Linked DNA regions of Mus musculus: regions 1 and 3 are each linked to region 2. The links are chromatin loops, found by intact Hi-C in ENCODE. Cell type or tissue: heart. All regions are shown on one strand.

Region 1 (8,000 bases), 350 kb after region 2:
CCTTTAACTCCAGCACTTGGATACATGCAGTTCTCTGTAGGTTCAAGGCCAGCCTGGTATACATATCAAACTCTAGGACAGAAAGGACCACATAGAGAGACCCTGTCTGTAGATCTCTGTTTACTGTTTTGTTTTTGGTTTCTTGGGTTTTTTTTTTTTTTCATAAAATAACACATTTTGGTTTTTTTAAAGACAGGCTATCACATACCCTAAGCTAGCCTTGAACCTACTATGTAGTCAAAGCACCTAAGCCTCCTGCCTCATCTCCCAAGTGTTTAAGTCATTCTTTATATATATATACCACTATGTGTTAAAGGTTGTTTCTCATCATTTCTTCTCTCCATGATTACCAAAAAAGCATACATTCATATATGTTCTTTTTTTCCTTCTCCACTGACATTAACCTGCCTCCAACCATCACAGTCATACCAACTCCCCAGAAAAATGGCATGAAAAGTATCTCTGGAATCTCTTGTGTTGTGATGTCCAGGTTAGGGATATCATTTAGGCCACTTTTGACCGCCAGGACTGCTCATAAAGAATGTTCTAGAACCAAATCCAACTAAGCCTCACTGTCCCTCCATTTCACTGGTGTCACCTGTGTGGAGTGGTCTACAGAGGAAGGGGGAACTCTCTGAAAGGCAGTTAGACAGAGACAACTTCCAAAGTTTGGTTGTTCCTTAATAGTATTTTTTTCTGGATCTTGTTTTCACATCATAGGAAACACATGGTGGCTCTCAGAGAGTAAGAGTTGTGATCCCAGCATCCTCTAACTGTAGTTACACAGAGCAGCGCTGGGTACTTGGCTGGTTGTGCCAGCTGTTGTCTGTTGGAGGGAGCTTCTTGGTGCAGTGACCTCTGAGTAACCTATTTCTATAGTAACATCTCAGTTGATTACAGTCTTAGTGAGAGCATGAGGGCCACAGCAATATGTCAGAAATGCAAAGAACTTCTTACATCTCTCAAAATATCATTGGTAGCTTAGAAAAGGCTGGTTTACTCTTCCTCTTGAAGACCTAAGAAGGATGGTATAATTAAACTGTTGGTATTTTTCATGTTGTATTTTTTTTCTGTTTTAATAGTTGTGGGGTGGTAGCAAGAAGAGCGAGTTATAAAGCTCTTCCTGCTACCACAAGCATCTGCCAGATTTATGCTCTATCAGACAGGTTCAAATTTCAAGCAGACCATTTGCAAGTTGAACCATGTGTCTTTGGTATTAGGTTCCAGTGTAAAGGGGACAGGAGGAAAACTAGGGAGGAAAGCTAGAGAGAATTTGTATGTCATGTCCTCAGACATGTCCACTTTGGTTATGAGGGCCAGAGATAGCAGGGCTCTCTTCTTATCCTGGTTTTCTGGTGGAGAGCAGTCTAGTTAGACATAGCTGTCAGCCCAGAGCAAGGAGCCTGAAATGAAAGGACATGGATTTCTGGTCCCATGACAGCCAAGCCTAGTTGTGGCTTAAAAGGATTTTTTAAAATAGCTTTCTGGCTAAATAATTGAAAATATCCAGGACCATGCACAACTCATGGAAGTGCCAACACTGCTTTCCTAGTCCCCTAGAAGGTAACCACGGCCAACCTCAGTCTCCTAGCCCTACACTTCTAGCAATACTTTCTTCTGTATACATTTCTTAAAGAGTTGATGCTATTACCTAACATGTAGCAAGAAAGCAGAAGGAAGAGAATAGAATGTCTTATATATCTTATCAATTACATTTTTTCTGCTCATCTAATAAATAAGAAAACTAAACTGTTTCCCAGAGTAGCCTAGTCATATGTGTGCCTGTGTTTACATGATTCCAAATTCAGGTCAGGGGCCACTCGAAGGAGGGGAGATCTGAGGCGTGGTTGCATCATCTAGGCCATAAGCCAACTCTGAAGTTCCTTTTTGGCAGCTTGTTTATTTACTTGCCTGCCTAGAATGGGAGGTGGGGGTCAGCTGGATTAGAAATTACCAGTTTAAAATAATAGATATGATCTACTGTTGTGTGCCAAGTACTGTCCATGTCAAAGCATTAGAATACACCAGGCAGAGCCTAACTGAAAAGCAATCTAGTGTTCCCAGCAAACCAGTGATGCACACATGCCCCATGACCCATATATTACACTCTATTGCATGACACCTCTGAGAGACTGAAGTCTTAGCAGCTACAAGAATGTCCCTGGCAATGTTTATAGTAGCTAAGACTATTTGTCAACCATATGGACAAACTAATTGTGAAACATTTATTTCACTTTATGAAAATAAATTTACATACAGTGATGGAGCTTGAAAACATTTTAGCCAAAATAATGTTTTATGGTCGGGTGTGGTGGGCATGCCCCTAATCTCAGCAGAGAGAGGCAGGCAGATCTCAGTAAATTCAAGGCCAGCTTGCTCTTCATATAGTGAGTTGCATGATAGCCTGGGCTGTGTAGTAAGATTCGATCTTAAAATTAGTTAATTTTTAAAACCACCTGCAATAACATTTTAAGGGAGAGGAAGGGACAGATGATCAGCACAGAGCTCAGGAGGGAGGAGGTTACAGGTCAGCAGGGAGCACGTGAAGGTTGTGGTGCTGTAGCAGTGATGGTGGTCGCTGGACTGTGTTAGTGTGCCTACCACTCTGCCTCAGGCCAGTCTTTGGATTAGATTTTCTTTCTCTTACTCTCTCTCTTTTTTTAATATTTTTATTAGGTATTTTCCTCATTTACATTTCCAATGCTATTTCTTACTCTCTTATAAGTAGGTGTCAATTGTATTCCCAAGGCTCAAAGGAGTATTTTCTGATGATCATCAACCCCCAAGAAGAGAAGGAAGTCCCTGCTGAGCAGCAGGCTGTGATGTTAGCTCGCTCCTCACTAGCACAGCTCCCATCTGTATCCCCTCGTGACTGATACAGCACTTCAGTGTACTAGGTTTATTCCTTGTATGTATGAGTGTCTGCCTATGTTCATGTTTATGCACCACATGCATGATTGGTACCCATGGAGGTCAGAAGAGGGCATGATTCTCTGGATGTTATAGATGGTTGTGAATCACCATGTGGGTGCTAAGAATTGAAGCTAACTCCCCTGCAAGAGCAATCATTCTTAACCACGGAGCTATCTCCCCAGCCCTGACTGATAAGCAATTCGCCAGCATTTAAAAAAACAAAAACAAAAACAAAAAACTATACTTTGGGGAATTGTTGAGATTATGGAAACTTCTCATTTGTTTGTTGGCTAATTATCAGCTGCTGTTTTATATCTGACATACTTTGTCAGATGGCTGAGAACAGCTACCCTCCAAGCTGTCTCCTCAGCCATCATCACAGGACTTCTCTTATGGTGCTGAATGAGAAGACCCATTTGCACAACCCCACAATGAGTGACAGTGTGGAAATCAGAAAGCACAGGTGGTATTTAGGCCTGGAAACAAAGGCCTCCAGAACTAAGAAAAGAACCTCACACAGGAAGCAAACTGGCCTTGGTTGGTAATAATACAGTTTAGTCCATGCTTTCTCAAAGCAGTCAGCTTGCCTCTCCCTTACTTGAGATGTGTGATATGTGTTATGTTGTCTCCTCCTAGGGGTGGCTAGAGGTCATGCAGCTTGAAAAGGGTAAAGCTCTACTGTACACCCAGCCAGCTGATTATAGCTTGTCTTCATAAACAGATTTGACCTGTTCTCTCTGACGGAAAGCACCCTCTGCTGTGAAGGCCTGAGTCGAGCGCCCCACCCAAGCAGCAGACGGCAGAGGGAGCTGAGAGCAGGTGTAGAGCTGAGAAGAAACAGGGTCACATCAGTGTAGGCACATGACTCAGCAGAACCCTCGTGTGGCCCCAAGCCACGGGCAAGTTGTTTGAAACTGAGTTTCCCCTTCCACCCAGAAGTTAGGTAACTCTTTGTCTGCTATTAAATCATGGGGACTGTCAAGCACCATATTTAGGATCTAATCCCTGGGCAGGTGATCCTGACCAACGGTACAGGCAGCTGAGATATTTTGGCTGGGGCTTTGATAATTGTGTTTCCTTTATAAGCATGTAGTTTGAAGTAAACTTGTCCCCATCTCAGACTGCACTTCATGAAATAACCAAAGAATGACTATGTAGTGATCTCTGGGGTTGATAAAGAGCCCTCTTTGGACCACATTTTCCTAAGTGTTGTCTCAAGTTCTAAGATCTTTTGGGAAAGGCTTGTCCTCTATACTCATCCTCTTCATTCTATAACAGCATATTCAATCCACATTTACTAGGCCTCCTTTATTTTCTAACTTAATGATCACCTTAGCCAGACATGGTGGTACACGCCTTTAATCCCAGCGCTCAGGAGGCAGAGGCAGGTGGAGCTCTGTGAATTCAAGACTAGCCAGTTCTACATAGTGAGCTCCAGGTCAGCAAAGGCCACATAGATCCTGTTTCAAACACATACAAAAGACTGATCACGGGGGAGCTGGATAGAAGGCTCAACAACCCACTTTGGTATCCAGCACCCATACTGGGGTAGCTTCTAGAGATCTGACTCCTCTTCTGACCTCTATGGTCATCCTCACAAATAAAAATAAGAAGGATCCTGATCACCATTCCCCCACATCTGCCCAGCAACAAAAGCTAATACATAAGCTCTTATTCCAATAATAAACCTCCAAAAGATTATTGCTTTTTGAGTAACTTATATGTTCTTTAGGTTGGGGGGTTGTTTTGTTTTATTTCTGGTTAAATTGTTAAACATTTTTTTAAAGATTTTAGATATTTTAATTTTTTAAAAAACTGTGTAAATTTTGATTGTATTCCTTCCCCTCCCCCAACTCCCAAATCTTCTTCCACCTTCCTACCTTTCTTTCCCTCTTTAAAAAAAAAAAAAAAAGATGGCATAGGTCAAAACAAACAAAAACCAGTAAGACAAATAGCACCCCAAAACCATAGTACCCATGTTGTGTTGAAGCCTGCTCTAGAGCATAGTTGATATATCCAGTGCCACCCTAGTGGAGAAAACTGATTTCCCCTTTCCCAGCAAATACCTATTGCAAATAGCTTCTTGGTTAGGAATAGGACTTTGTGTCCCTTTCTCTGTGCTGAGAGGTTTTATCTGAACTTATGCAGGTCTGTGTGTGCTGTCACAGTCTGAGTTTGTATGTGAGGCAGCCCTGTCATGTCTGGAAGACGTTGTTTCTTCAAGTCATTCCCCCACCTCTGGCTCTTATAATCTTTTCTGCCTACTCTTCTACATAGATCCCTGTGTCTTGAGAGGAGCAGATTTATTTATCTTATTTTATGTGTATGATGTTTTGCCTGAATGTATGTTTGGTACCCATGTGCCTTTGAAGGCTAGAAAAGGATATCAGATCTCCTGGAGCTGAAGTTAAAGATGGTTTTGAGCCACTATGTGTATGATGTTTTGCCTGAATGTATGTTTGGTACCCATGTGCCTTTGAAGGCTAGAAAAGGATATCAGATCTCCTGGAGCTGGAGTTAAAGATGGTTTTGAGCCACTATGTGGTTACTAGGAACTGAACCCCAGTTATATGTGTGTGTGTGTGTGTGTGTGTGTGTGTGTGTGTGTGTGTGTGTAAAAACCATATACCCTTAAAATATTTCCTCAAGAAAACTTCTAACAGGAAGAACTGATTATTTAAAGATTAAATTTGGAGAACTATTGCTACACTTGACAGGGCCTGTGAGATAGCCCATCAGGTAAGGTGCTTGCCACTATGCCTGACAACTTGAGACAGATTCCCTAGGACTCAGGTGATGGAGTGAGAGAACCAACTATTTCAAGTTGTCCTCATATCTCCACTTGTTGTCCCATCATTAACACAGTAAAAGACGTTAAAAAGATTGAAGTCAACAGGTCACACTTACCCATGCCATGAGAGAACTTGATTATCAATAGTGACTGTTAACAACAATTTCAGGTACCATTAATCTGATTACAGAAAAAAAGTCAGATCTCAACACTCTGGAGGCAGAGGCAGAGAAATATCTACGAGTTTGAGGCAGACTGGTCTACCCAAGAGATGGCAGGAGTTTCGTCCAAGTCAGCCGGGACTCTAGTGAAGCTCTGTCTCGAGAAACAATTCAGATCTTAGCCATTATTGCTGTTTGCTTTGGGTTTTGTTCATATAAGTTGCAGTGTTCTTTTGTCTTGGTCCAGTGAATAGGAGCAAGGATTCGCAGGAGATAAGTTTCTCTGGGTGTGGTTTCCCCAGGAAGGATGTTGACTGTTTTCACAAACCTGTTTGTGTTGTTCACAGCAAACAGCGGCATAACAAACTCTGGAGATCTCATTCAGATAGTGACCTTTCAGACCACCACGAACCCATCTGTAAACCTGGGCTCGAGCTCAACAAGAAGGAGATGACCACGTCAGCAGACCAGATCGCTGAGGTGAAGACTGTGGAGAACCTTGCTGCCATGCCTACCGTCTTTATGGAACATGTGGTCCCACAAGATGCAAATCAGAAAGGACTACACACCAAAGAAAGAGTCATCTGCTTGGAGTTTTCTTCACAAGAGTTTCGTGCCGGACAGATTGAAGATGAATTAAATTTAAATGACATCAATGGATGCTCATCAGGGTGTTGTCTCAGTGAATCAAAACTCCCTCTTGACAACTGCCATGCGTCTAAAGCCTTACTCCAACCTGGACAGGCCCCAGACATTGCCAACAAGTTCCCAGACTTAGCTGTGGAAGATCTGGAGACAGACGCACTGAAAGCAGACATGAATGTCCACCTACTGCCAATGGAAGAGTTGACATCTCGACTGAAAGACCTCCCCATGTCACCTGATCTGGAGTCACCAAGCCCCCAAGCCAGTTGCCAAGCTGCCATCTCAGATTTTAGTACAGATCGTATTGACTTTTTTAGTGCCCTGGAGAAATTTGTAGAGCTTTCTCAAGAAACCCGGTCTCGGTCTTTTTCTCACTCAAGGATAGAAGAATTAGGTGGAGGAAGGAGTGAGGGCTGTCGTTTGTCAGTGATAGAAGTGGCAGCTTCAGAAATGGCAGCTGATGACCAGAGAAGCAGCTCTTTGAGTAATACGCCCCACGCCTCTGAAGAGTCTTCTGTGGATGAGGACCAGTCGAAGGTAAAACTGCTTTATGGTTTTCTATTTAATGAAATTCTCACCCAAGAAACTATTGGAGACTTTGCTGTGTTAATGCCTTTGAGAGGCTGGGTAGGGGGTCACCCATGCTCAGCCAGGCTACACCACTGAGCTTTACCCCCGGCCCTAACCTTTATTTCATTAATATATGTGTGAGCTGGCAGTTCACATGAGCAAAGGTGCCCAGAGAGCTTGAGTTGCAGGGGCTTGTGAGCTGCCTACCATAGGTGCTGCGGACTGAGCTCTCGTCCTCTGTACACGCTCTTAACACTGAGCCTTTTCTTCAGCCCTTAGATTCACTCTTGATGTTAGTAAAGATTTCCCTAGTAGATGGTAAAACAATCCAGCTGAGACCTTCCTTTGAAACGAGGCTTTTTAAGGATTTTATCTTTTTAGGCTTTGATGTCACTTTAGATTTATTTTATGTGCATTATGATATTTTGTCTGCATGTATAAATGTGCACTGCATGTGTTCCTGGTGCCCACAGAAGTCAGGAGAGGGCTTCAGTTTCCCTGAAACTGGAATTATAGATGGTTGTGAGCCACTATGTAGGTGCTGAGAATCAAACTCAGGTTGTCTGCAAAAGCAGCAAGTGCCCTTAGCCTCTGAGCCATCTTTCCATCCCCTGTTGGAAGCATTTCTGAAAGGAGATGATGCCAGAATAGAACTAGCCAAAGGCAGTTCTGTGGACCCTGGGGCTCAGGTCAAAGCTGAGCAGTGATGAGGTGCCACAGTGCCACCTGAGTGAAATGGCATCTGAGAAGATGGGTTTGTTTGGGAAACATTTTGTCTCCGGAAGTTCACAAGCTAGACACTTGTAAATAGTTGCTGGAGTAGCAAGATTATCTGTGCTGAGCTCAGTGATGCTGACCAGAGACTTTGTCTCCAGTCCTATGGAGCTTAAAAAGCAAACGGTCATTTGGGAGGATAAATT
Region 2 (8,000 bases):
AGGCCCGCAGACTCCCCCTCAGGCCCTAGGAGTTGGGAAGAGAGGCTGTTTCCTGTCCAGACAGTAAGGGAAGAATCCAGTCCCACCAGAAGCCAACGGTCCAAGATAAAGAACTTAGAGAAGCGTGCACACAGGAAGTCACTTCACTCTTCAAACCAGCAAATCATCACGTGGAGATGCAGGGATTCAAACACCAAAGGAGAAAGAGAGGGAGGAGAACACTGCAAGACTGCAATCATCAGTGCCCTGGGAGACCCGAGGTGAAATGTGAACAGAGGTGCAGGGGCTCTCGCTCACACCGCCCCAATCCACAGCTTAGCAGGTAAGAACTTAAAAAACAGAGAAATAAATAAATAAATAAATAAATAGGAAAAGTAAAAGCAGCACAAAGGAGGGCAGGGGATGGGAGAGAAACCAGGACGCTTGTTTACCTATTTGCAGACATGGGGAATCAAGCCTAGGGCTTTGTGCACGCCAGCTCTACGACTTAAGCTGTACTCTACCCACTAAAAATAGCACTTTGAAGATTGAGTCTAGGAGACCCAATGTCTGAATAAAGTGTTAGAAAGAAGGAACAGAAGGAAGGGAGAGGAGGGTCACCATCAGCCTCCAGGTCACCTGTGCTGGATACATGAACTACCCTCCAGCTGGCTGAGCAGAGAAGAGGTTTGTGAAGAAAAAGATGCCCCCTTCCAAGCAGACGTAGCATCAAGTCAAGGCAGGCACAGCGCTCAGTCAGTGGAATCGGGTTAGAGAGTGAGCGGACATTTGCCCACTCAGGTGTGTGTGTGGGTGGGGGGGGGGGCTTTGTGCAGCGCACAACTTGCACAGCTGTAATAGCACCCTTGATGCTATGTATGTAGGTATCCAGGAGGTGAGGACCTAGATTTCACAACTGAAGAGACCCAGCAAGAACCCAGACCAATGGGTGGAAACAGCCACACCAAGGCTTCTCACCACAAAATCTCACAGCTCTGGGGATAAAGGAGAAGCAAAACACAAGTAACATGTGCAAACTCAGAAAACAAGGAAGGCTTCCCACATCTCAATAGCAGCCTTGCAAGTCAAAAGGCCATAGAGACACAAAAGTTACACAGAAGAGCTGCCATTGATCTAACCACTTCACCCCTAAGGTCTGAGCCCAAGAGAACAGAATACTCATCTTCTTAAACAAAACAAAAGAAAACAAAACAAAACAAAATCACCACCATCCAACAAAACAACTGTAAACAAAACAGTCCTGGTAACACAATCCCAACAGTAAAAAAAACGAAGATCCCAGGGGCCCATGATCCAATACGTGGATAAGTGAGCTATAGCATATCCACGTATAGATAACTCAGGAATAAACAACTACCATTCACCAAAATGTAGACGAACCCTGCAAACACTAGGATGAGCAAACAAGACACCACCGATTGCATAATACCATTTGTACCAAAAGTCAGGACAGGCAAATCCAAACAGACAGACAGAAAGCAGATACACGGTTGCTCGGGAACAGAGTGCGAGAAGAGGGAGCCAGCACTAATGGGCTACAGCTTACTTTTGAAAATGTCATAAAATTAGATAGTGTTAATGATTGGTGTACTATCCAAACGGAGTAGTTCAGAACGCACGAGTGTATGTGACGTGATCTATGCGTCTCTTGCTTTCCTTCGAGACAGGCTGGCTTGAACTTGTTATGGACTCAAGGGTGGCCTCTTAAGCCTCTCAAGCTCTTAAGTGAGCGTAAGGCCTCTCAGCCTCTACCTCCCAAGTGCTGGCGTTGCAGGCTGGGGCCTCCATGCCTCCTTTTCTGTGGGATCGGGCGTTGATCCCTCAGCCATGCATATGTGTGGCATGGACCCTAACAAAACGACCTATGTCCCAAGTTTGGAAGCTCATGTTTTTTTAAAATGAGGTATCTCATTTAAAACACACACACACACACACACACACACACACACACAAAACAAAAAACAGACAATGAATGGATCAATGTGTCTCTGGTTAAAGAGTTTCCCCCAATCTGGTGACAGAGAGAGAGGAAGTCAAACAGAACCTCCTGAGTCCCCAAAACTCCTAAATGTCTTCAAAAGGATTTTCCCCGGCAAAGTTCAAATCAAGTACGAGTGATGAAGTGAAAACGTTTTCAGACATAAAATCCTCTTCCTCAGACAACCACTACTGGAGGAGGGCACAGAGGTCAAGGGCTTGCTCAGCTAAGTGTGGGACCCTCGGTCCTAGACCCAGCACTTAAGGAAAAGCCAGGAGAAAGGTAACTGCTATTGGGTAAGGACGACCAGTGAGAGACTTTGGAGCTGTCAGTCCTGAATGGGACACTGTTATCGAACTCCTCCCCTCAAGGCTTAAGGTCTGTGTGGAAGAGGAGACAGACAGACAGACTGACTGTAAGAGCCAGAGGTGGGGGATGAAGCCAAGGAACAACGTCTTCTAGACCCGACAAGGTTGCTACACGTACGAACTCACAGAGACTGTGACACGTTCAAGCTAGACAAAATCCCAGCACAGAGAAGGGGAAGCGGACACAAAGTTCCATCCCTAACCAAGAAGCTATTTGGAGATGGTTCCTGCTGGGAAAGGGACACTCAGTTTTCCCGGGTGGGGTGTCTATCAACCACACTCCAGATCCTATGCTCTTCCCGGCATGTCCAATCTCGGAGAGAACCTGCAGATATTGCCGGTACCATCTCATGCTTCCTGAATAAGAGATTTTTTTTTTTAACATAGCCTGTTTTTTTTTTTGGGGGGGGGTTGTTTGTTTGTTTGTTTTGTTTTGTTTCGAGACAGGGTTTCTCTGTATAGCCCTGGCCGTCCTGGAACTCACCTTGTAGACCAGGCTAGCCTCGAACTCAGAAATCCGCCTGCCTCTGCCTCCTGAGTGCTGAGATTAAAGGCGTGCGCCACCACGCCTGGCGATTTTTTTTTCAAAGCTGCAGGAAGGCCACACAAACTTTGTATAATAGATTGCCCCTGCCACAAGGGTCCTCTCCTGACACAAACAGAAAGATGCACCCAAAGAATGCTTTCTCTTTTCTCAAGAATGGAACTTAGAATTTCCTGATAGAATTTTATCTAAATGAGAGGGGACTGATATATCCCGGTGACCTAATAGCTTTGTTGGTTGCTACAGAGACTGATAACACTAAAAGGTTGTTAGTTTCAAAAGGGAAACCTGCCAATTGTTGGTTTCTGGCTGCGTCCCGGTCTATAACTTGCAGTTCTGATTTCTGCCACACGAGGGCACTATCGGAAAGCAAAACGCAGTATTTCCGTGGTCAAGGATGCTGAAGGAAAGGCTAGAGTTCAAAGACTGGGCGAGTGGTGGAAATTTGCATGTGTTCTGAGCAGAGCAGGTGGCTCTAACAGGCAAATTTGAGGCAGAGTCTAAAGAGATTCCTTTGAGGCATTGTGTCCTGCCACAGGAGCCTTTAGCAGCTCCCCAGATTGGGGGATGGGCTTATTAAGGACACACACCTGCAGGGTGTAGAATGGCAAGGCCTGTCCCTTATGCTTATTCCTTATGTCAGAGGGACTGGATTGAAGATCGGTGGGTGCCTATGTCCTTGTCCAAGAAGGGGAACATCACTCAGGAACACAAGGAATCCTGGCATTAAGCTCTAGGTGGAGGGGCTGGCAAGTTGGCGGGGTCAAAGAGGAACAAGGTCACAGGGAGAATACCAATTAGACAAACTGGTCTGCTGGAGTTCATTATAGATGTTAGTTCTCCCCCAAAGGAGGAACCAGAGACTAAAGGTGGGGGTAGGGCCAGGGAGACTGAGGTTGAAGCTAGGCATCCTGGGGGACAGATACAGGCTTCTCTGAACTCCAAAGTCCTCAAATATAAAGTATATGAGAGTATACACTGGGCAGGTCTTAATGATACAGGTCTGTAACCCTAGCCACTTAGAGCCCAAGGCAGGAGGATCACAAGTTCAAGGCCTGCCTAAGCAATTGAGTGAGACTCTTTCAAAATAAAAAGTAAACAGAGCATAGGAGGTCTAGCTTGGTGGTAGAGTGCTTACCGAGCAAGTATTCAGTAACACACACACACACACACACACACACACACACACACACAGAGCAAACAGTAAACACTATCCAGTTGTTTTTATTGCTGATTGCCGATGTTACTTGTTCCCTTCAACGATCGATCCTTAGAAGTCAGATCTGTGTGGTGCCTGTGAATGTAGGCTACCATGACTGAGCTCAGAGACATGAACTGTTGCTCATATAGAATTCCAAATAGAAGTTTCAAACCGGATTCACATTACTCATGGTGCACACTAATTCTCTGGGAGCCCCAGGCACTCTTAGGCTTCTGGGAGTGCCTCACTGTCCTAGCAACATCCTGATGGCATCACCACACCACAAGCTCAGTGCTCTGCCACCCATGTCTACAGCCTGAGGGGCGAGGCTCCCATCCCTGCCATTGCTTTTATCTTTTCCTTGTCCCTGGGGTCTCTCAGTTCTGAGCTTCGCAACCTAATATATGTATCACAGAAGCCCAGAAAGCCTCCTACTTGGTGGAGGAGAGGGAGAGAGAGAGAGAGAGAGAGAGAGAGAGAGAGAGAGAGAGAGAGAGAGAGAAGAGAGAGAGAAGAGAGAGAGCCGGAAGAAACCTGCATCTGTCCTCAGGGTGCTTAGCTCCAGGCTTGGTCTCCCCAGCCCTACCCCAATCTCCAATTCTTCCTTCGGAGAGAACTAACAGAGCCACTTCACTATTGATGATAATAATGTTTTTTTTTTGTTTTTTGTTTTGTTTTTCGAGACAGGGTTTCTCTGTATAGCCCTGGCTGTCCTGGAACTCACTCTGTAGACCAGGCTGGCCTCGAATTTAGAAATCCGCCTGCCTCTGCCTCCCGAGTGCTGGGATCAAAGGTGTGCACCACCACGCTCGGCTTGATGATAATGTTTTTGTTTGTTTTCTTTTGGAGACCGAGTCTCACGTGCAGCGCTGGCCTTGGGCTTGCAGGTCCTTTAGATCCTGGTCTTTCACACCAGGTCAGAGATGAGTGTTTCCTCAGCTGCAAAGTGGAGCAAGCAGCTTTTACTGAGTTCACCTGCACGCCTGGCCTGAGGCGTCCGGTGGAGGACTCCACGGCAGAGCAGGACTTTGCCTGTTGTGTGTGTATTTGCTTTTAGGTGTGGCCGATTCTCTGGCAAGTTCCATGTTACCTCCAACCCGAGAACCTCCTGGCTCTGCACTCTTGCCAACTCTCCTCTGAAGGGGCCACACTCCCAGCCTTTACACACTAATGATCCTTTAACAGGTCTTTATTGGAGCCAAAAATAGAAGACTTTTTGTTCACTGCTCAGTTCTTACTGAAGCTCCTTCTGTTTGCTTTGAGATGAAGGTCTTGCAATGTCACCCTGGCTGGCCCTGAACTTCTGGACTGAAGAGATCCTCCTGACTCAGCTTCCTTAGTAGTGAGAGCTATTGAAAAGCTTTGAGTGAGTACGAGCAGGCACACCTGTGAATTCTTATGTGTGGCACGGACACTTCGGGGAATAGAGCAAATTGTAGATTGTATCTTTTCTTTTAGAAACTCAAGAACATTTTTACTTTGATGTAAACGCAATTCAAGAACCATCTTGGTTTTGTTGTTGTTGTTTGCTTATTTTTTGTTTGTTTTTTCTATAACTAAAATCTCTCACAGACTTTTGCTTCTAGTATATATTTAAATTACCAGGCAGTCCCTTACCTTGGATATAGCTTGTAACGAGCTCTACATTAACCTCCACGTTGCTAGCAGTCGGATCAAGCACACAAATCTCCTCCACTAAGTACTTGTTAATATGCTGCGAACAACGAACAAAAGAAAAGCTCTGTGATCACTCAGTAGAAATGTGGTGCCCGGCTCACCAGCATACACAGCCCCAGACAGGTAAATCCTCAACAGTCATATCTCTGGGGTCAGATGTCGGGATCACGGACAGCTTTGGGGCATATGGTTTGGGGTCTGAAGGGGTCATGAGAAAGGATAAAAGATGGGCTTTTAAGATGTTGATGCGCATGCACACTTGAGAGCTCGGGTGTGGGTTCCGAGGATGCTCCTTGCTAGCCGCAGATTCTTGCATCCGCACACCTGCGAGCTCCACTGTTAAAATTTGCCCGCTAGAAATCACCCCCAAACTCACAAACTTCCATTTTTCCCACTCTTCCAAGTCGCTTAAAGAGTCTTTCTCCCGCTGAGAGAACAGAATAACTCCTTTCAGGACGTCGTGCACCAGGGCCACATTGGCTTCCACCTCCTGGAGAGTGATGTCCTGAAGGATGGAGTCGACATGATATTTGTGCTCATAGAGAAGCAGCGACACAAAGTCCATGGAATCGAGGAGGCAGAGGCATTCCTGCAGCTCCTGCAGCATGGTTCGGAAGAAAAGGATCCCAGCCCGCTTCACCTCTCCTGCCGATTCCATCTCTGGAATTACACATATTCTAATTATGAACATAACACGCACAGCATTTGGAGCATGTTATAATAAACCATTTTTCTCAGGCAAAAGAAAACCATGTCCCGTGATTTTAAGCAACTTTAGTTTCTCTGATCATGAAAAAAGAAATAGCAAAATAGAATTATATCTGATGTACTATTTAGGGATAAAACCGGAAAAAACAAACAAACAAACAAACCCAAATTTGAGTTTTATAGTTAAGGCTTAGGCTGAAGGCTTCCTCCATTATATATAAAAAATGGTGTCAAATTGTGGAGGAAAAAACAGGTGCAAAGCTCAGCTTTTTACCATCTGCTGCTTACTAAATCTCACTTTGCACATTTGTGAAATGGGCTATCCATTGCCCTCATGTGTTTCCCAGCAGATGGGCCATCTTGCCTCTTACTGGAAGGCTAAACTAAGATGATGACATGAGTCCTTGTCCTTTGCTGGGTCACAGAACAGACATTCACATGGCTAAGACTGCACAAGGGGATTCTCCGCACATGGAAAGATCGACATTCTGAAATGATTAGTTGGAAAATATACCCTGATACCATATTCACAATACCTATAACCATAGTTTTCTCGATTTCGCCAGAGAATTCGCCCAGTATTTCATAGGAGACGTTTTGGATCATCTTCACCATTTTCTGTAGATCTTTATACTCTTGGTACAGCAGCATCCTGCTCCGGCCAATGTTAACATCGAGGATGCCCATAGCCTCTTTGGTTCTCTGGCGAAGTGGAATGGCAATGTGGGTTTCTCCACCGGAAGAAGCCAAAATAACTTCTGAAGTGTCTGTGCATTTAAAGAGGAAGTCCCTGAAACCAAAACCAAATAAGCATAGGTCTCTTACAGACCGGCCTTCTCACGGCATTCCAAATCCAGATATCCTGAATTACCCTCTTCCGCTCCTCTTGCCCCATCACCTGTCATGGTTCTCTCATCTCCCCGGAACGCACCAAGTTCACATGACTGTACTTTGGCTCACCTCAGGTGGGTACGGAGCTGGTTGAGCAGCCCTTCAGCAGAGCGCCTTCCCTGACGAGCTCACTAAAGGTAGTAGTCCCAGGTTGCCCTGTACCATGAGGCTCTGCCTTGCTGTCTAACATGGCCGAGTTACACTTATCTGAAAGGTGTTTTTTGTTTTTTGGTTTTTTTTTTTTGTTTTTTTGTTTTTTTTTTTTTTAAAGCAGAGCCTGGAGCAAGGGTACTCATGCGAGTCACTTATGAGGAAGTGCTCCTTGGAGAAGCCCGTGAGGGACTGAGGAAGCAGCATCCTGTCTGCCCAGCCTAGTCCCAAGGAGATGTGGGATGTCAATTATACCAAAGAGTAAGTCTTATTCCAAGGCAAGGGAGGGCATTTGCATCCCAGCACGTGTCTGTCACTGGCTGACAGCTGCTCTAGGTGTGTGGTGGGGGCGGGGGAGGGGTTGTGAGATGGGAGAATTTAGGTTAATCTTGGGAAACTGCTAAAGGGCTCTAACCATGGAAGGACACTTCCTTAGAGAAAGTTTCCCTGCAGGAAACATGACCGGAGGCATGGTGGGGTCTG
Region 3 (8,000 bases), 110 kb after region 2:
GTCGCATTATCACAAGAAATTTTCACATTCTATCTTCTAGTTGGACAAAGGAAAGAATGAGCTATAAGAGACAAATATTGATACTTGTAAATGTTAAAATGAGAATTATTTTAAGTTTTTATTAATTACATGTATAAACTAAGTTCTTACCAATAATGGCTACCAATAATTTGAAGAGGTCACCATTACAGTTTTTCATAGATAATGAACGCTGTCATTTTAGTCATAAAACTGTATATTAAAACATGCTATGTTTACAGAAGGAATCTCGGATACTCCAAAAATTTAAAAAGATTTTATTTTGAAACTTATACAAATTAAATATTTAATATCCTTGATACATCATTTATTTTATCTTTTACGAATAGTATACATCATTAAGCCAAGCATGGTGCATAAGCTAGTAATTGCAGTATTTGAAAGGCTAAGGTAGGAGGACCAGGCACTGCAGGTGTCAGACACAAAGTAAGTACAAGACCAACCTGGGCTACTAGAGACCCTGTTTTGAGGGTTTTGTTATTGCTGTTGTTTTTTAAAAAGTATATGATAGAAAGAAAATGAATTTTTCCCCAAATACCAAGTCTTTAACTCTTTTTAACTTACCCAGTGTGTCACACAAATATTTTTATGGCTGTCAGGATGTGGAGAAAAAAATGACTGAGAGCCATTGCTTCTTAACCTGAGGTCCTTCTTGAAATGTCGTGGCTATGTAAAACATGGAGAAGTAGCTTCCTATAGAAAAGGTCAATTGCTTTTGAAGCTTAAGAACCAGTTGACTTCAGAAATTTCAAATCCCCCTATAATTTCACTCCTGGAGAGATGAACTCCACTATCATGATCAGGCCTCTGGTCCTACAAACAGGAAGAGTGAAGGAGCTGTAAGCAGAACTAGGATGTTCTTTCATCTTTTTGGCTCTGTTGAGAATCCTACTTTTGGATTTTCTTTCCCAAATTAATCTATCACTGCCAAATTTAGTGATGAATACCTACAATCCCAGCGTTTGCGAGGGAGAGGAAAGAGGATCAGCAGCTCAAGGCTAATCTCTGCTATAGATCTAGTTGGAGGTCAGCCTGGGCACAGACGACCAAGTCTCAGACACAAAAACTTGAAACAAATTAAGTTGATACAGTCCAGGGTTTTTGGATTTTCATAGTAGATATCACCTCTCAGATCATTAGAAGATCCATCAGGAACATGGATCCCAGAGAAGAACGGGTAACAAATGCACAGTGAAAACAGATTTCTTCTCTATAATCCAGGCCAATTAAAAAAGGAGCTATCTCGGAATCTATAGCCAAAGCCTAAAATTTAATTTTATACAAAGAACATTTACCCTGACAATCCAATCTTTGTTTTTAAGTAACTTTATATTTTATCTAGACTTTTCCTATGTCTACAATACTTTCCTCAGAGTCTAGAAAAGGTGATTGAATCCATAGTACCATTAAACTATAGTTCAATTATTTATTGATGTATATACATCCATATATGTATATATATGTATATATATGTGTGTGTGTATGTGTGTGTCTGTCTGTCTATCTATCTATCTATCTATCTATCTATCTATCCTTGATCATAGGCTATGAACCCTTGAGACACTTATTTTATTTTTTCCTTAACATAGCCATGGGGGGACCAGTGGGGATGGGTGAGTGGGTAAAGGTCCTGGCCATGAAGCCTGATGATCCTCAATATGGAAGGAGAGACCTATATCCCATGGGTTGTCCTCTGACCTCTACAGGTGAACCATGACATGTGCATGCTCCCCATTCCACAGTTAAGGTAAAATACAAATTAGAGTTTAAAAAAAAAAAGAAAAAGAAAAAGAAAGACAGTGTTGACACACATCTGTAACCCCGGTGCATCAGACAAGCCATCCCAGAGGCTTATTAGCCAGCCAGTGTAGCTGAAGTGATGAGTTCCAGGTCCAGTAAAAGACCCCATCTCTGGAAAACAAACAAACAAACAAACAAACAAACAGAGTGACACCTGACATTGACCTTTTTCCTCTACACATTTATCCACAGGCACATACATCTTTACACTCACACACATTTCCACCACATATGCATAGATGCACAAATGAAAAACAAAAGAGTACCTAGTATATAACATACATTAACATTCTCTTTCTCTCAGTAGATAATATGCAGCAATAATTTTCAAGTATCAGTTTCTAATATACCACTGAGATACATTTCTTTTATATGATAATAAATCAACTTCTTGATACAAACTGTACAAGTTGAGTACTTTATAACCCAATTTCATCACCTTAGACATGCTGAACAAAAATGTTCTATACTTAACTACAGATGATATATATCTTGACCATTAACCTACAGTTTAGAAAAAGCATGGACCATGTCTCATTTTTTTCTTTTGCTTGAAGATATTTCCTGTACATAATATACATTCAACAAGGCCTTTATGAACTCAGAATACACTTCAGAGAATAGAAAATTATCTTGACTGCATGTAGGACCTTTTAATTTGTATACATTATCTCATTTGATTATGAAAGTCCTGTAAGTTAGGGTTTCATCATAGAGAATAAGGAACTACAGCTCAAAAAGTTCAACTCATTTGCATAAGGTTTTACACAGCTGGAACTAGAAGCTAGGTCTGACTCACAGCAGTGCTTGGTCTCATTGTAAGGTTAATGGACTTAAATGTCTCCTTTTCCAGATGAATTTCTTTAGAGTATGCCACTATATAGAAGAAAACCCAAGTTGTCAACCACATATCAGTAGGAAAATCAACATACTGAGAATTACTGATTTGGACAATACTTCTCTTTCGGTTTATAAATACATTTATTTGGGGACATTTAGCTCTCATCTTGGCTCTCTACATAGTTTTTTGTTTAGTCTCTTAAGTCTTGGTTCAAAGTTCTTACTTCTGAACCTTGCCTTCTCTTTCCTGTTCACTCTGGAGCTCTGGGGATAACGTTGTTTCTCATCTGTGAACCACAGTTCTTCAATTCTCATCTCATAGGCAGTCTTGATCACCACCAGGGGGCAAAAGCCTACCAACTGGTTTTTCTGCACTACACTCTACAGAGGACTGGCACAGTACAGGGACCCTCAGTGACTCTTGATGGAACCTCCCTGCTAATTACTTCAACCACAGGGCCCCAGGGAGAGAACAAAGACTCAGCATAGAGGGTTCTTGTGTCACTTAACCACACAGCAACCAGAAAGAGCTTATGACAGCCCTATCAGTTTAAAAGGAGCAATGAGATCCAAGATTGTTTGAGTGACAAACAGAAAGAGGTGGGCTTTAGAAACTGGAGTCCATAAGTGAGTGTTTTCTACAGCTTTGATATGGATGGTGGTATTTACCAGTTCATCCCCTCAACTATCTCTGTGTAAATATATCAACGGGTTGCACTGCGTGACTTTTCCTTTTCTTTTTAGTCTTGATTTTTCCATTACATGCTTGGTTGATGTTGGCAGTTTACCATTTAGAAATGTCTTCCTTTAAAATATTTTAATTCTACATTTTCACTTGCATTTATGAAATAGTCAAATTTATGGGGGAAAGAAAAAAAGCTCAATGATCAAAAGATCTTTGTTTAGTGGAGATCTTCACAGTAGGAAGCAATTGAGAGGTTTTAAAAAAAAAATAGCAGGTTGGAGCTTTCCAACTCAGGGTCCAGCTCTCTGTGCCCGCCCCTTCCCTCAGCATCTCAGGTACAGTGACTGACTTTAGGCAGGTTGTAGAGGAAGGAAGCCTGAGGCTACTACGAAGTTTCCAGTGTTTACCACCGGGGGGAAAAATCTTTCTTAGGAAAAGTCTGGTCGTTAACCCTGAGGCCCTTTATGATGAGGAGGGTGGGGAAGCTCATTAAGACGGAGCCCTCTTGAGGGCCAGGTCCAAGCAGGAGGGCTGGTCTCCCGGGTCTAGCCCAGAGAAAGCGTCTATAGCACCTGCGGAGCCCTTTTCCACTAGAAAACGTGTTCGCCTCAGGATTTTCGCCTCAGTTTTTCTCTAAGGTTGCGCGCCCCACTCATAAAATGGTTGTCTTTCTGGAGTGAGGATTAGCGGCTCTCCCACCGACCCCCACCCCCAGATCAGGACCCTCGGTTGGCTGGCTGCCTTCCAGGGCTCCTTGGCCAGCTCGCCCCACGCCGCGCAGCGGGGACAGACAGAGCCGCAGGGGCAGCAGTAGGGCTCGAGAGCTGACCCGGGAGGGGACGGCGGCCCGAGGCGCGGCGCACGCAGCCTGCCCGCCCGCTTCCGGCAACTTAAGGGTTACGCCGCCGCGGCGGCGCGCGCCGAGGGGAGAGGCGGTTGCTGACAGGTGGCGCCTGCGCACTGGGAGCGCTCATTGTGCCCCGCAGCTGCCGAACCGCCCGCCTGCCCGCCCGCCGCCCGTTCGGCGCGTCAGTAGGCGAGAGAGTCCGGTGGTGGGTGCGGAGCCCGAGGCCGTTCCCGCGGCTTCATCTCCCTCTCCGTTTCCCTCGTCCCTACGCCTCACCCATCGTCCCCCATCCCGGCTCCGTCACCCTCCCGCCCCCCACACTCAGGACGAGAATGCCCTGCCCGGAACAACCCAGCAGCACCTAGATGGCTTTGGTCACGGTCCAGCGGTCGCCTACCCCCAGCACCACCTCCAGCCCTTGCGCCTCGGTGAGTCCCTCCAGGCGGCAGCTCCCAGCTTCTGTCACTGCGGCTCCGCTTTGCCTCAGCGGGTCCCGCCGAACGCCACTGCGCACGCGCCGCGCCTCTTCCCAGGCCTTGGCACTCAGGCTGCTGCGAACCCCCCACACCCTCATCTTACCGGCGAGCAGCAGCGACTGCCAGACGTTGGGGTTTTTTGTTTGTTTGTTTGTTTGTTTGTTTGTTTTTTCCCCAACCTCCATCACCCGGAGCACCCAGTCCCTCACAGCGCTGGCTCAGAAATCTCCCGTAGCATGCTTCCCATGGCTTGAGCACTTCCTTTCGGCTATGAGTCATTCTTGCTTTTCACCCTCCCCCCTTCTTTTACCCTCTGTTGCTCTGTTGCAGGGAGAGGAAGGGTGGGCTCCTAGGTTACCCCCGACCCACACCCATATCCTTTACGCACACCGTTTCAGGGACCCAGTCAGTGCACTGCGCATCCTTCTTCCGTCTCGCCCTGTGTGTGCCTTTCTCTAGTCCCTGGCATCTCTCTTGTGCTCCGTACAGTTTAGGCTTCATTGGACTGCTCGGTGGTAGTTACTCCCTGGTTTCTTCCCACCCTTAAAAGATGGCAGTGATCTCTGCTTCTTGGACTTCTACCTTTCTCAGTGAGAACCCAAAGCTTCTGGTGCTGCTTGATAACCAGTGCCAATTCATTTCCATCTTATAGACATTTATGCCTTCCACTCATTGCTCATGATCGTTCTTGCTCATGGGTTGTGCTTGGATGGTTCATGACTTCAAATGCTGTGTCGCTAAAGCATGTTTCCAGAAGGAAAACACTCATCAATTAGCATTTTTTTTTCTGCTGGGCTTTTCTATGCCTTCACCTCCACCATGACTCCTTTATAGCTCTAGTCTCGGGCTTCATATTTGTGAATACCTGCTAGCATGTGTTAGCATTGCACCAGTGTGGTAAAATGGGTCTTAAAAAAAAAACAGGCATCTAGATGAAAATATGAGCAATTGAAGAACTATTTCATATAGAATTGTAGTTTTAACATTAGATTTAGTAGTGTCAAGTTGCAAAGAGGCATTCAGTGAACACCATGACTTTCCACTGTATGAAAGAAAGTTGGGTCATTAATATTTGTTAACTGAGATAGGAGTTTGATATCTTGAAAGCATGTTGCCTTGTGATTTCAATATAGTTTCCTGAATTTCAAAATTTTGTTGCATATTGTGGTAGTTTCTTCCTTTGTGAGTTTTCTTGTGTGTTTTTGTATGACTACCCTAATTCAAGAAATTACTCTATTCACCTTGTGATGGTACAGGATACAAAACTGAAATCTGTGGGTAGAAGTTTAAAGAGGCACATTTCCATTAGTTTAGGGAAGACGTTTGTAAAAATCAAGTGCACTGTTTTGCAAAATAGCACACATTGTATCAAGCAGAAGCCAGGGGAGCTTTGGCCAGACAGGTGATATAAAGAATCCTTGCATGGGGGGGGGGGCTTGCTGGACTTTCTAAAGCTTTATGATTCTGTGATTTGAGAATAATTGTACTTCAGAACTGATGAAACACTTTAGGGTTTGCTCTAGGCAAATATGAGAGGGGTAGAAATATGTAGCATTTTCATGAGTGGATTTTTTCCACTTTATGGTAGATTTTTCAGAATTGATAGAAAATCTTCAGACCATAGTAACTCACTCCAATAGTAAATCCTTTGATTTTTGTGGTTACCAGGCCTAGTTTTGGCTGTGAAAGCAATCAAGGGTTAGTAGATAACATACTGAAGTAGAACTCAGTATTGTAAAACTATTTCCCCTGGGCATTGCTGAAAACCTTTTATGTTACAGTAGCATTTATTAAGCTATTGTTATATCAGTTGTCTTGAAGTAAATGAATAATATTTGGTAAAGCCATATTTATTTGACATGGCTTTATTAGTCAAAACTTGGAATACTTTAGAATCTTGAGGAATGTTAATAGTCATTTTGGCATAGGTAGGCAATTAAGATTGGTCATGTAAATACTGTAGTATTTACTATAGTAAATATTGAGTAGTAAACTCAGTTATTAAGCTAAATGACAGATAGTTCTATATGCCCTGGTCTGATGATTGCAGTTGTTTATACTTGGCCCTGTGTGTAGAGAAATCCTGGCACTGCTGTGTGAGTAACAATCAGCATTGTTAGTGTGGCTGACAGGCCGCTTCTCTTTCCCTTTAAATTGTCTTCCTATTTGATTCCATCCAGACCTGTGCTCAGCTCAGTTGTCTTGTGGTCCTTGTGCTACAGTGTCTGACATGCATGTATTTTGCCGTTTTATCTCTTACTATATGAATAGGTTGGTTGGTTGGTTGCTTGCTTGGTTTTAAAAGTGAGGAAGAGTGCAAAAGGTAGTTGACTTTTTTTTCTTTAAAGAACAACTGAAGTTTGTGAAGCTGAAGATTTACTCTTTTAATGATGGACATATTAGTACTATCAGCTCTTCAGCATTTTTAAATTAAGCATAAATAACTTGATCACTGTAGTAGTTAATCTTCAATGTCAATTTTACTGTGAAAAATATTTCCAGAGAGGTTTAACTGAGGAGGGAGGACCCATCCTAACTGTGGCACTGTTGTCCCATGGGGTGGGTACTGGACTGAAGAAAAAGGGAAAGTCCAGCAGAGCCCAGCACTCCCTCTCTCTGTTTCCTCATCTGCCCACTTGTTAGCAAATTTCTCCTCCCATGCCTTCCCTTCCCTGATGGACTGTATCTGTGAACTCTGAACCAAAGCCAGTGCTTCCTCTCTTAAACAGCTTATTGTTAGGTGTTTGGTCAAGGATCAAGAAAAACAACCTAATACAATTACCTACTAGATATGAGTGACCATCACAGATACTGAGTCATATAAGATATTAATCTGTCTATCAGAAGATGTAATTTGGGTAGCAGGGTTGGTAGAAGACAAATATAGACACCATAGAGGCAGTGAGGGCAATAAGAGTAATGTACACATGAACCAGTTTATAATGGTCATAAGTATTGTCTGGGTTCAGATTAATATAAGTTCACTAATAGCAGTAGTAATTAGAATACCAACAATTTATTTCTCTTGGATTCTCATCCGTTCCAGGCATCATGCTAAATACTTTACATTCATGATTTAACTCAGTTATTCCTTACAATGTGCCAAAGGAAAGTTGGAAAGTTGCTTTTATCCCTGTCTTATAGATGAAGAAACTGAGACAAGGAATATTTAAGGAATGTGTACTGTGTCACTCAGTAAGTAAGCGATTGGAGTTGTAATTCAAATGAAAATGTGTCTAACCTTTGAAGGTAATATTGAAGTGATGGTGATGAAGATGTATATCACAGTAGGTGTCTCTCAAACTAGCCTTTG

What was found. Peaks named below come from ENCODE experiments on the same cell type or tissue, not always from the same donor. Only the 100,000 strongest peaks of a DNase experiment are listed, where the experiment ranks them.
Region 1: a loop joins it to region 2, with 13 times the contacts of the local background. A loop is called at or near these places in 14 of 42 quality-filtered maps.
Region 3: a loop joins it to region 2, with 5 times the contacts of the local background. A loop is called at or near these places in 14 of 42 quality-filtered maps.

What each region holds. Positions count from the first base shown.
Region 1 is chr11:77,443,176-77,451,175 of GRCm38, forward strand. Ssh2 (slingshot protein phosphatase 2) reads left to right here. Exons shown (of 15, transcript NM_177710.4): 14 at 6,213-7,047. Among named protein-coding and RNA genes, the nearest start is that of Coro6, 17 kb to the right of the region's middle. In heart, CTCF peaks have their summits at 3,575 and 4,963; DNase peaks (open chromatin) are centred at 1,876, 3,686 and 6,236; H3K27ac peaks cover 758 bases.
Region 2 is chr11:77,097,086-77,105,085 of GRCm38, forward strand. Efcab5 (EF-hand calcium binding domain 5) reads right to left here. Exons shown (of 18, transcript NM_176965.3): 15 at 7,013-7,266; 16 at 6,145-6,428; 17 at 5,709-5,805. Among named protein-coding and RNA genes, the nearest start is that of Nsrp1, 23 kb to the left of the region's middle. In heart, a CTCF peak has its summit at 3,229 (motif pointing right); DNase peaks (open chromatin) are centred at 106 and 3,246; H3K27ac peaks cover 131 bases; H3K27me3 peaks cover 326 bases.
Region 3 is chr11:77,211,877-77,219,876 of GRCm38, forward strand. It overlaps Ssh2 (slingshot protein phosphatase 2), which reads left to right and starts at 4,549. Exons shown (of 15, transcript NM_177710.4): 1 at 4,549-4,639. The coding sequence starts at 4,577. It also overlaps a transcript of Efcab5 not described here. In heart, CTCF peaks have their summits at 3,022 (motif pointing right) and 4,173; DNase peaks (open chromatin) are centred at 3,055, 4,305 and 4,615; H3K4me3 peaks cover 2,338 bases; H3K27ac peaks cover 1,709 bases.